Regions from separate parts of the Homo sapiens genome. Here all the other regions are linked to region 2. Evidence: chromatin contacts called from ENCODE Hi-C or POLR2A ChIA-PET data. All regions are on one chromosome and are shown on one strand. Each heading gives the region's core, a stretch centred on a gene start or an enhancer-like site at or near the end of the contact. The rest is flanking DNA. Distances are from core to core; before and after follow the strand shown.

Evidence for each region. Hi-C counts contacts between places; a loop is a spot of excess contacts on that map. ChIA-PET counts read pairs that join two places held with the same protein, here RNA polymerase II (POLR2A). Pooled maps may share reads with other maps.
Region 1: a loop to region 2 is called in a pooled map, with 22 times the contacts of the local background. The contact joins the promoter of PC here to the promoter of GLTC1 in region 2. A Hi-C loop is called at or near these places in 8 of 50 pooled maps.
Region 3: a loop to region 2 is called in a map of naive thymus-derived CD4-positive, alpha-beta T cell, with 26 times the contacts of the local background. The contact joins the promoter of TPCN2 here to the promoter of GLTC1 in region 2. A Hi-C loop is called at or near these places in 1 of 168 maps with a recorded cell type or tissue (naive thymus-derived CD4-positive, alpha-beta T cell) and 7 of 50 pooled maps. POLR2A ChIA-PET finds 5 or more read pairs at or near these places in 2 of 52 experiments (BJ and OCI-LY7).

Annotation. Positions count from the first base shown.
Region 1 is chr11:66,956,775-66,961,547 of GRCh38, reverse strand. PC (pyruvate carboxylase) reads left to right here and starts at 3,165. Exons shown (of 23, transcript NM_001040716.2): 1 at 3,165-3,226. RefSeq lists silencers at 2,728-3,087, 3,408-3,507 and enhancers at 3,158-3,207, 4,371-4,750.
Region 2 is chr11:68,029,184-68,031,925 of GRCh38, reverse strand. It overlaps GLTC1 (glycolysis associated regulator of LDHA post-transcriptional modification 1), which reads left to right and starts at 1,492. Exons shown (of 4, transcript NR_197583.1): 1 at 1,492-1,633; 2 at 2,506-2,642. ALDH3B1 (aldehyde dehydrogenase 3 family member B1) reads right to left here. Exons shown (of 10, transcript NM_000694.4): 10 at 2,650-2,742. NDUFS8 (NADH:ubiquinone oxidoreductase core subunit S8) reads right to left here and starts at 1,245. Exons shown (of 7, transcript NM_002496.4): 1 at 1,193-1,245. RefSeq lists enhancers at 1,039-1,218, 1,210-1,504.
Region 3 is chr11:69,047,392-69,051,742 of GRCh38, reverse strand. TPCN2 (two pore segment channel 2) reads right to left here and starts at 2,811. Exons shown (of 25, transcript NM_139075.4): 1 at 2,637-2,811. The coding sequence starts at 2,745. RefSeq lists an enhancer at 1-407 and silencers at 2,384-2,483, 2,564-2,733, 2,854-3,073.

The DNA.
Region 1 (4,773 bases), core at 1,916-4,415, 1.1 Mb after region 2:
CAGAAGCCTACGCTGAGAAGTACTTTTTCTTTTTCTTTCTTTCTTTTCTTTTTTTTTTTGAGACAGAGTTTTTCACTCTTGTTGCCCAGGCTGGAATGCAATGTGCAATCTTGGCTCACTGCAATCTCCGGCTCCTGGGTTCAAGCAATTCTCCTGCCACAGCCTCCCTAGTAGCTGGGATTACAGGCATGCACCACCACGCCTGGCTAATTTTGTATTTTTAGTAGAGACAGGGTTTCGCCATGTTGGCCAAGCTGGTCTCGAACACCTAGCCTCAAGTGATCCACCCACCTCGGCCTCCCATAGTGCTGGGATTATAGGTGTGAGCCACTGCACCTGGCCAATTTTTATTTTTTGAGATGGAGGTTTGCTCTGTTGCCCAGGCTGGAGTGCAATGGCGCAATCTCAGCTCACTGCAACCAATTTTCCTGTCTCAGCCTCCCGAGTAGCTGGGATTACAGGTGCCCACCACCATACCCAGTTAATTTTTGTATTTTTAATAGAGAGGGGGTTTCACCATGTTTATCAGGCTGGTCCTGAACTCCTGACTTCAGATGATCCACCCACCTCAGCCTCCCAAAGTGCTGGGATTACAGGCGTGAGCCACCGTGCCCAGCCCATTTTTTAATTTTTTTTTTTTTTTGAGATGGAGTCTCGCTCTGTCACCCAGGCTGGAGTGCAGTGGCATGATCTCGGCTCACTGCAACCTCCGCCTCCCGGGTTCAAGCGATTCTCTTGCCTCAGCCTCCCCAGTAGCTGGGACTACAGGTGACTGCCACCACACCCGGCTAATTTTTGTACTTTTTTAGTAGAGACGAGGTTTCACCATATTGGCCAGGCTGGTCTTGAACTCCTGACCTTGTGATCTGCTGCCTCGGCCTCCCAAAGTGCTGGGATTACAAGTGTGAGCCACGGAGCCCGGCCCCATTTTTTAATTTTTAAAAGACAGAGATGAGGTCTTAGTGTGTTGCCAATGCTGGTCTCAAATTCCTGGGCTCAAGTATTCCTCCCTACTCAGCCTCCCAAAGGTGAACTGGGATCTTAATCCTTGTTCTGTTACTAAAATAGCTGTGTCGGATCCAACCCAAGGTTGGAGTTCTTCAGGACGGGTAGAAGGAATGACAGGGAAGTTGGAGTGAGAAACTACTTATACAAGAAGTCTGAGAGAAGAGTCAGATCTCTCCAGGCTCAATAAACAATTTCTAGTTAGCAAGATGTTCTCATAGTCTTTGATTCTCCTTTTTGGAAGCAGGTTATTTTTTCTCTTTGCCCTTATCACCATCTGATGTACTATGTATTAATCTGGGCCGGGCGCGGTGGCTCACGCCTATAATCCCAGCACTTTGGGAGGCCGAGGCGGGTGGATCATGAGGTCAGGAGATCGAGACCATCCTGGCTAACAAGGTGAAACCCCGTCTCTACTAAAAATACAAAAAATTAGCCGGGCGCGGTGGCGGGCGCCTGTAGTCCCAGCTACTCAGGAGGCTGAGGCAGGAGAATGGCGTGAACCCGGGAAGCGGAGCTTGCAGTGAGCCGAGATTGCGCCACTGCAGTCCGCAGTCCGGCCTGGGCGACAGAGCGAGACTCCGTCTCAAAAAAAAAAAAAAAAAAATATATATATATATATATATATTAATCTGTCTGCTCTCCTTTGAAGGCAGGATTTTGGTTTGTTTGGTCACTCCCTTATCCCCTGGTTGGCACAGACCCCAGTTTACGCAGCGGTGAATGAAAGTAAAAATCTCGGGACCCCCCCCCAGCGCCCCAATTCATGCGAAAGTGAAGATTAAGCCTTGAAGCTGAGTCACTGCAACACCCTCTTCCAAAAGAATAGCTGTTACTAGCATTAGGCATCAGCCATATCCACACGGAAAGGTAAAAACCTCAGGCATTTGGGAAGGGCTGCCCCCACAGATCATTCACAAGTAAATTCTTGCTGGCCTCCCATAAACAAGGACAGGTCAATTGTAGCTTCAGGTCTACAATCTAAGTCTAGCTCCTAAAAATTCCACAATAAGAATGTCATTACAAGCTTATTTTCCCAGGTGCAGAACAAAGTCAAAACTACCTACTCAGAGACATCTGCATAACTGACTCTTCCTTTACTCTCTTTTTCTCTTCAGACATTCATCTCATCTTACGTAGATTTACCGGGCATTAGCTAAAGTCCCATAGGAATGTAACTATTGTCCTAATCGCCTACTTGCCCTTCTTCCTACATGCCTTCCCCTCATTCCCCCTTTAAGGAAATGCATAAATACTAAACCTCCCGAAAACCTCTTCGGAAAAACAACCACGGATGTGTCTGTGGTTCGTGTTTTTCCCGAGCACGCCCTCAAACTGGATTAATAAGCCTCGATGACAGAGACTTATGCCTCAGTCACTTGTTCCACTTGTCAAAGCTTTCCTCTTTGACAAGTGTCTTGGGTCTTGTCAAGTGTCTTGTGTCTCAAACAAGGCTTCCAAACCCCCTAGGTCCTGAGTAGCTTCGCTCTGCAGATGACAAAACCGAGACTCAGAGGTTAAGTTGCTTGCCCAAGGTCACACAGACGTACTGTAGACCCCCATCATCATCTACGCAGCTGTTAAAGGACATAGTCATGTAACCCGTGTGGCACAAGCGCCTTCTCCTTCCTCCTGCCCTTCGCTAACGTTAGCTTTTCCTGCGACCTCTTCTCCGCTAGCCAGCGCGTATCTGCGTCTAGCCGGGATGCCTGAGCCCCAGTGCGAACTGTTGTGCTTGCAGCTTCGGGAGACACGTGCTACTCGGGTGAATGAATCGAACGTCCCCACCCCCGCCGACAGCCAATAACTGCGAGCCACAGCCCGGCCACTTCCGCCTATTGCGGGCGTCGGCTAGGGTCCGGCGGCCCACGTGAGGCTCCGGAGACAAGGGAGTAGGCGGTGGTGCGCCAGGGGCGGGCTCTCCCAGCCTCGCCACTTATCCAGGCGCTCGCCGGGGACGGGAGGGGCGGGGCTGACGTGGGGCGCCAAGGCTTAAACGTGACGGACAGGCGGGCACAGGGAGGAGTCCAGAGCCTAGGGGCGAGGAGTGACGGAGAACACTGCCCAATAACGGGAGGGGTTGGGCTGTCTGGGCCAATAGGAAGTCCGTAAGGCGGGGCCGGGACTGCAGCAAGTTCGGTTGCACGGAGACCGCAGCTGTTCTCTGTCAGTGGAGGCAGCAGCGGTAGAGGCGGCGGCGAGGACTGGCGACGGCGAGGAGGTGAGTGTCCGCCGCGCTCCGCACGGTCCTCTTCCCGCGGCGGGTCGGAGCGGGTGGACGTGCGCCGGCACCGCTGCGAGGGACGCTTATGTAAGGGTCGCGCGCGCAAAGGCGGCGCGGGCTCCGCGAGTGACGGCTGGAGGAGACAGCGACGGGCTGTGCGCGGTGCGCGACGCGACGCAGCGGACGGCGCCCCTCCCCCTCGCGCGGGGGCTCGGCCGGCTGGACCCGCCCCCGGACCCGCCCCCGGCTGCAGCCCCCGAGCGCCCCTCCGCAGCGTCCGCCTGCGGGCTGCCTCATTCTTGCTCTCGGGCCCATTTTGCAGATGGAGAAACTGACTAAAGCGCCTCGCGCGAGGTCCCTGAGGGTTCGAACCCAAGTCTGTCAGGATCGGGAGCCCAAGTTGTCCCCATCGTACTGGATGTGGCTCAGCTCTGCAGGAAGCCGCGGCGTGTAAGGCGAGGGCTTTCCTTGTTCCTTGCTCTCGCACTCCGCCTCCCGTAGGATCCTCTACTTTGTTTCAGACGGGGAAGCTCCAGGCGCCCAGACGCAGTGATTCGCCCAAGGCCGCTCATTCAGGAGGTGGGGCTGGGCTCAGCCCCTTATTTCTCCAGCTTTTAGTAGTTTACAAAGCGCATCAGAGTCGGAAGCCAAGTCCCTAGGTCCCTGGCAACTTTGAGATTCTTTTGTTTTCTTTTCTTTTTTAGACAGGGTCTTGCTGTCACCCACCCAGGCTGGAGTGCAGTGGCGCGATCTCGGCTCACTGCAGTCTCGACCTCCCGGGCTCAAGCGACCCTCCTGCCACAGTCCCCCAGTGCTGGGACTACAGGCGGGCGCCACCACGCCTAGCTAATTTTTGTATTTTTTGGTAGAGACGAGGTTCCGTCATGTTGCCCAGGCTGGTCTCGAACTCCTACGCTCAAGCGAGCGGCCTGCCCTGGCTTCCCAAAGTGCTGAGATTACAGGCGTGCCTCGTCTGAAATTCTAAAAAATCAGATTGTGTCTTTATTTTGTGAGAAGAGGTAGGCCTGGGCTCCTTACCCGTTCTCCAGCTGAGAAAACAGGCTCAGAGAAGTACCAACACTTGCTGATGACAACCAGAACCTCCAGAGTGCCTGCCATCTGCCTCCCTATTGCTCCCGTACCCACTGCCACCATCAGCCCTGGCTGGCCTCCCCCAAGGCACCCTTTCCCTGTATGTGATGCAAACACTTGTGCTGGGGGTGGATGTGCTCAGCATTTCTCTCACTTGCAGCTACAGCTTCCTGCCTGCAGGCTCTCCTTAACTGTTGAACTCTTAATCACATTCTTTTGCACACCTACAGTGTTCCTATCCCTACACTGGGCCGAGAGACAGCGTGGGCGATGAGGTCAATCCTTGTCCTGCAACTGCTGACAAACCCATTGGGGGAGAGAGAAAATAAACAAAACCTAAGCAGCAAGGCAGCCTGCTGCAGATGTTTGTAGAGAGCCTAGTGGGTGAGGTATTGGCCCTAGGAGGACATGGAAGAGGAAGTTCAGTAGAGGCCAGTAAATCACAGCAAACC
Region 2 (2,742 bases), core at 243-2,742:
TCTGCCTCACCTAAGAAACCTTTTAAATCCATCCTTCCTTTCTCCCTCCCAGAGATCCTGTTTCCCACCTTTCTGCTCCTCCCTTCATCCTCCCCAAATCTAACCAAAAACAACATTACCAGCCCCCGCCAGCATGCACTGAGAGCGAACTTTGTTAGCTCTCCTCCCCCAGGAACCGTGCCCAGGGGTGGAAAGCGCTGCCATCCTATCCTTACAAGGACTCCACGAGGGAGGCACAAATAAGGCGCTGGGACTCAGTTTGTTGAGTGACTCGCTAGGGCTGGGTGTGGTGGCTCACGCCTGTAATCCCAGCACTTTGGGAGGCTGAGGCAGGTGGATCACCTGAGGTCAGGAGTTTGAGACCAGCCTGGCTAACATGGTGGAACCCCGTCCCTACCAAAAAATACAGAAATTAGCCAGGTGTGGTGGTGGGCACTTATAATCCCAGCTACTCGGGAGGTTGAGGTAGGAGAATCGCTTGAACCCAGGAGGCAGAAGTTGCAGTGAGCCCAGACTGCACCACTGCCCTCCAACCTGGGCGACAGAGTGAGACCTTGTCTCAAAAAAAAGATAAAAAAGTGACTTGTCGGAAGTCACACGATAAGGAGGTGGGCCGAGGATCGGAACCCAGCCCTGCCCTGCTGGAAACTCTTCAAGGCCTGAACAGTCCTCGGTACCACATTCCTTTCCCCAGCTTCAAGGCCCTCCTGGAACTGTCCCCCAGCCTGCCGCGTGACCTTGGGCAGATGATGTGACCTGACCTCCGTCTTCTCACCTATGAAGTGGGTTGGGGGCGGTTGGTCTTGGGAATTAGGGGAGCCCGTACATGCCAAGGGCACCCCAGAGCCCGGCACTTAGCCGGCGCTCATAAGAGCTCATCCCACGACCTGTGAACCCCCTAACAGGCCCACTCCTTTGGATCACTGACTGCAGTTCCAGGGACCCAACCCAGCACCTTCCCCACCTTCCCAGTGATCTCCGACCCTAACTAGGCCGGTGGCGCAGAGCGGGCGGCGCATGCGCCCTGAGAGCCGGCTCCCCGCTGCACCTGAAGGACACGGAGGCCGCGGATCCTGAGTGAGCCGAGGGGAAGCCCAGGCGCAGAGCTGGCGGCGCCAACGGGGACACCACACTCGCCCCCGACGCCACGCTGCCCAAGCCCGACTTTCACGGCCAAAACGTGAACACCCACCTTGAAGCGCCGCCGCTACTTGCCTTGCCAAGCAGGCCAGTCAATCGGGAGGCGGAGGCTACACTGTAGGACGCTGCCATTGGGCCAGCGGGTTCCCCCTTTTCTGTATTGATGCTTCATGGTGTGGTCTGATTGGCCAGCAAGGCTGCTGAAAGAGGCGGGATTCAGAAATATCTTTCTTTTGATTGGCTAGGAGAGACCGGCGCTTGAAGTTTGTAGGGGGCCGCCATGTTGGTTTGGGGAGGCCAATAAGTGAAGACCTCCGAGCCGCTGGAGGCGGGACATCCGGGGCGTGGTTTAGAAAGAGTGCTTTCGCCGTGGGTGCAGAGGGTGGGCCCGCCGGGTTGGGTGGGGGGCGTGTGATGACGGTAATGGCGACGAGATGCTCAACTCACGCGGCCTCTTTTAATCCTCACAGCAGCTCTGCGTGGAGAAACTACAGTAACGTGTTACCACGTTAAGGCGGGAAGCTGAGGCATGGGAGTATTTAGTAACGTTCCCGGGCCGTAGAGCTGCGGTGTGCGGCCGCCTGATCCACCTGATCTGTATGACTCCCGTACTCAACCAGCCTATGTTTCCTACCAGCGAATTTTTTTTTTTTTTTTTTTTTTTTTCTTTTTTTGAGACAATCTGGCTCTGTGGCTCAGGCTGGAATGCAGTGGTGCGATCTCGGCTCACTGCAGCCTCGACCTCCCAGGCTCGGGTGATCCTCACTTCTCAGCCTCCCGAGCAGCTGGAACCACAGTCGCCTGCCACCACCAGGCTCGGCTAATTTTTGTATTTTTTGTAGAGACGGGGTCTCGCCATGTTGCCCAGGCTGGTCTGGAACTCCTGGACTCAGGCGATCCTCCTGCCTCGGCCTGCCAAAGTGCTGGGATTACAGGCGTGAGCCACCACGCCGGGCCTTTCCCCGGGAATGCTGTGGTAGAGGGACCCGCAGAGGCCCCGAGGCTGCCTGCATGTGTGTGTTGGGAGGATCTGCGCTGAGGGTAGGTAGGAGTTGGGCAGGCCAGGACAGGAAGGAGGCAGAGGGCATGTCCCATGCCCGTGCAGAGGGAGGACACGCATGGTAGACCAGGACGAGGACAAGGGCAGGCTCAGTGTGTGCAAAGGGGACAGTGGTTTGGGATTTGCATGCAGATGCCCGAGCCTCCAAAGGACCTGTGGGCCACAGGGAGACCCTGGGGGAGTTCAAGCTGAGGAGTGGAGAGGGCTTTGGGCTGGTCAGCAGGTGCTCAGAGGAGAGGGGCTGGCCCTAGAGAGAAGGGAGGTCTTGGGATGGTGGCCCACACCTGACCCTGGCCCTTCATCAGGTGATTCCTGCGTGGATGCCTGCGGGGATTCCTGCGTGGATTGGGGAAGTCCTGCAGCATTACAGAATTGTTACCCAACGCCAGGGCCTTGGTCCAGAGTCCTGTTGCTAGATGCACAGAAAGCAAATCACTGAGATGTAAGTATTGCCAGGGAAGAAGGCTTTATTCAGGTGACATCAGCCAGAGAGACAGGAGACGAAACTCAGGTCCACCCCTGTCCCTCTTCCCGACTAAAGT
Region 3 (4,351 bases), core at 1,562-4,061, 1.0 Mb before region 2:
CAGCTCGCCCCGCCCTGAGCTCATCACCCTGGGGGACAATCACCTTTCCACACACCATCACCCACTGGGGCTGAAGGGTTCTGCAAGGCACAGAGGACAGCAGGGGCTGAGATGCTGCATCCGGCACACCAGGCCTCGACACGGCTTCCTAATCCAAGCCTCTGCCCCGCAACATCCAGGTCTGAGCTCCCGCTCCCCTGTTGCTCCAGGCTCCAGGCTGCACAACCTGTGTAGGGTCCTGACCATCATCCTCTGTGACCCTGGGCAAGTCCCTTAACCTCTAGGTGCTCCAGGTCCTCATGGACCCCCACCCAATAGGAGCTAAGTACAGACTGAATGACTTACTATAGCCAGAGTACTTTGCTAAGTGAGCCCTTCATAAGCATTCAGTTACTCTGAAAGCCTCTACAGCATCGCAATCCCTTGTCCTCTGACTTGTTTGATAACCAGTAAAAGTGTGATTTTTCTGACCCAGCAACAAGAGAAAACAACTGTTCTCAACCTTTGACCCCGGCCCCATCAGGTGGGGCCAAGTCAAAACGACCCAACAGCAGGGTCCACTGGGGTCCTTGGGGCACCCACAGCAGCAGCCCTCACCACAACCCGTTGGCAAGAGACCAACCACAGGACTTGCAAACCAGAGCACAGGGCCTTCATTTCAAAGCCTGGCACAGGCCTCAGCACAGAGACTGAATGAGCCTTTCGGAGTCTCCATGGCTCCATAGTCTGCCAGTCCTTGCTGGGGACCCTGGCCAAGGGGATTCAGAACACAGAGCGTCCTGTCCACGTTCTCAGAAGCCCTGGCTGAGGCCACAGCATAGGGACAAAGAGCGCTCCCCGAGAGCCTCCTCTTGTCAGCCACACTGCCCAGCAGAGCGGGTCTCACCTGCCAGGGAGGACCTGCAATGATCACAGAGCTTACCCAGGACGGCCACTGGCCCCCACACCAGCCCGCCGGGCCCTGTGCTGAGGACAAACTCTGGATTCTCTCTGAATCCTCACAATGCCCGCCAGGCAGTCCTTAGTATTATCTCCCTTTTACTGAGATTCGGAAAGGTGAAGCATGGCCAGGCACAGTGGCTCACGCCTGTAATCCCACCACTTTGGGAGGCCGAGGCAGGCAGATCACCCGAGGTCAGGAGTTTGAGACCACCCTGGCCAACACAGTGAAACCCCATCTCTACTAAAAATACAAAAATTAGCCAAGTGTGGTGGCGGGCGCCTGCAGTCCCAGCTACTTGGGAGGCTGAGGCGGGAGAATCGCTTCAACCCAGCAGAGGTAGAGGCTGCAGTGAGCCGAGATCACGCCACTGCACTCCAGCCTGGGTGACAGAGTGATACTCCATCTCAAAAAAGAAACAGAAAGGTTAAGCAACCTGCCAAGGTCACACAGCCAGTGCAGCCCCAGAAAGGCGCCCAGACCCCTAGACACAAAGTCTGTGTTCCCTGAACGGTGCCATATGCTGGGCGTCTCATCAAGGGGCCTGCCAGAGCTGCTCCCTGCAGATCTCCTTCCTGACTGGTCCCAGGAAGCACCTGAAGAACTTCCTGGAGGCAGCTTCTGAGGTGAGCAGACAGGGTGGCCACCTTGGCCTCTGGTTTTTCATCTCTCGTCAGGGTCCCCTCCTTGGCCCCTCATTACTCCATGGATGGGCACATGCCACAGACCAGTGGGTGGGCACCAGGATTCCAACCCAGTTCCTTCCAGACAGAGGAGGAAAGAAGGAAAGAGAGGCCAGAGAGGGAAGGAGCCAGGTGTGAATTCTCAGAGTGGTTCGAGCAGCAGCCGCACCAGAACAGAGGGCTGTGACCTTGGGCAGGTCTCAGGGCCTCTCTGGGCCTCAGTTTCCTCATCTGTGAAGTGAAGCTAAGGTCCTTCCACCTCTTAATCCAGAATCTCATTCCCCTGGTGTCAGCGAGGGGCGGACGCACCCCACCCTCGGGGGGCGGATTCAGCAATCTTCAGACCAGGACAAAAAACGGGAAGGGCAGGAGGGAGTGCAGAGGGGACTCTGGGGTGGCAGAGGGCAAGGAGAGGAAGCCGCCCCCGTCTAGGGGGCCCGCCCCAGCCCCACGGGAAGTGGGACGGGGAAAGGCACCCTACAAAGAAAGGACTCCTAGCTCCCAACTGGTTCGAATCCCACCTCGGCCACTTACTGGGTGTGTGACCTTGGGTAGGGTAACGCCTCTCTGTGAGCCTCTGCTTTTTCCAGAAGAAACGGGAAAAATCAAAGTGCTGCCTTCTCTGAGTCAATTAGGCGACCCTCATTACGGCGACAGTCGGGAAGTATGGGGTCTGGGCCCGCCCGGGCACACGGAGGGTGCCTGCCGCAGGTGGCCGGTTCCCTCGGGGCTGCCCAAGGCTGGGCGAGGGCCTCTTCGCCCAGCTGGTCGGGATCAGGACGCGACACGGAAGAGACCCCAGCTCTGCCCTGACCCCGGTCCGGGTCCGCAGGACGCAGCCCACTCGCCCTCAGAACACCGGCTCGCCTGGCACCCGGCGCGGCCCGGGCCCCGCTCGGACTCGAACCTGGTGGGGGCGCGCCCGGCAGAAAGCGGGGTGCTGGGACAGCGGGACCCCCACGCGCGACCCTGGTCTCCCGGGCCAGTCCCCTCCCCAGGTCCGGGCGGCTCACCAGGGCCGACTTGGATGCTGCGGTAAGTGGTCAGCCCCGCCGGCCAGTCGCCGCCACCGCCGCGGGCCCCGCCCAGCAGGGGCTCCGACTCCGCCTGGGGTTCCGCCATCCAGCAGCCCACGCGCTGGACCCGACCCTCAGAAGCTCAAGCCCCGAAGGCGCCCAGCTTCACTGCGCAGGCGCGGAGACCCCGTCCCTGGCGTTTTTGCTGACGCGCGCACGGCACTGTGGCGCAGGGGATCCCTGCAGTCCCAGCCAATGAGAACGGGGAGGGAGGGGTGGGGTTCTCCTGAGTGGGGCGGAGCTAAAGGGCCCCGCCCCTCTAGGGTGGAGCTCAGCTTCGTTCCACCCAGGGCGGGGCAGCGTTCTGGGGCTTAAGGGCCGAGGGCTGGGGAGGAAATATGTTCTCAAAGGATGTCTTTCCGGCCAGAAGCTTCAGCATCACCTGGAAACATTTTAGAAATGCAAATTCTTGGGCCCTTAAACCTACTAAATCAGCAACTCTGCGGGGAGGACCCAGGAATCTGTGTTTTAACAAGCATTCGGGGTGATTCTGATGCATGTGAGTATTGAGTACACGGGGTGACTGCAAAGGACTCCCCCCAGAATGGAACTGGAGTTTACCCTCTGATGGTGAAATTAGGAGGATTCAATATCATTAAGGGAAAAGTTTAAAAACATATGACACACTTAAAAAATATTTACAACGTATATAAAAAGTGTTTTCAACATTAATGCATAAAGACCTTGTATTCGTTTTCTATTGCTACAGTGACTAATTACCACAATCTGAAAATATAAAATAACTCCCATTCATCATCTTTCAGTCCTGCGGGGCAGGAAACCTCCTGTCTCAGGGCCTCACGAGGCTAGAGTCAAAATGTCAGCTGCCGTGGGCTCTTATCTGCAGACTCTGGGGAAAGCCCACTTCCAGGCTCATCCAGGATGTTAACAGAATTGTCTCCATGGGCCTAGGACTGAAGTCCACGTCTTCTTGCTGGATGTTGGCTGGTGTCATTCTCACTCCTAGAGGCCACTGCATTCCTTCCACGATGGCTTGAACACCTCCATCATCAGAGCCAGCAAGCAAGAGCACGCTGAAGACGCTTCGAGATGCAGCAAGACGCCTGTAATCCCAGCCCTTTGGGAGACCGAGGCAGGTGGATCACGAGGTCAGGAGATCGAGACCATCCTGGCCAACATGGTGAAGCCCCGTCTCTACTGAAATACAAAAAGTTAGCCAGACGTGGTGGCACGTGTCTATAGTCCCAGCTACTCGGAGGCTGAGGCAGGGGAATCGCTTGAACCCGGGAGGCGGAAATTGCAGTGAGCTGAGATTGCGCCACTGCACTCCAGCCTGGCAACAGAGCGAGACTCCATCTCAAAAAAAAAGGTGCTGCAAGACGCTTCCAATCTCTGTGACTTCCCCTTCTGCCATACCTCTTTACTTTTTCCCCCTCTTTTGGGGAGGGGGGAGGGTTTAAAATAAATATAAAATTTACCATCATAACTGTGAAAGGAAAATAAATCTCAGGACTCCAAAATCACTAAGCCAAAGGGAAAAGTCAAGCTGGGAACTGCGTTGGGCAAACTGCCTCGCCTTTTCTTCTTTAATAAAATAGCTACGAAGATTTAAAAAGCTACATACCTCCCTCACAATTTGCCCGCTAGGAAATTTTTCGTGGGCACCCAAGATCTTTACCCTAAAACAGTTT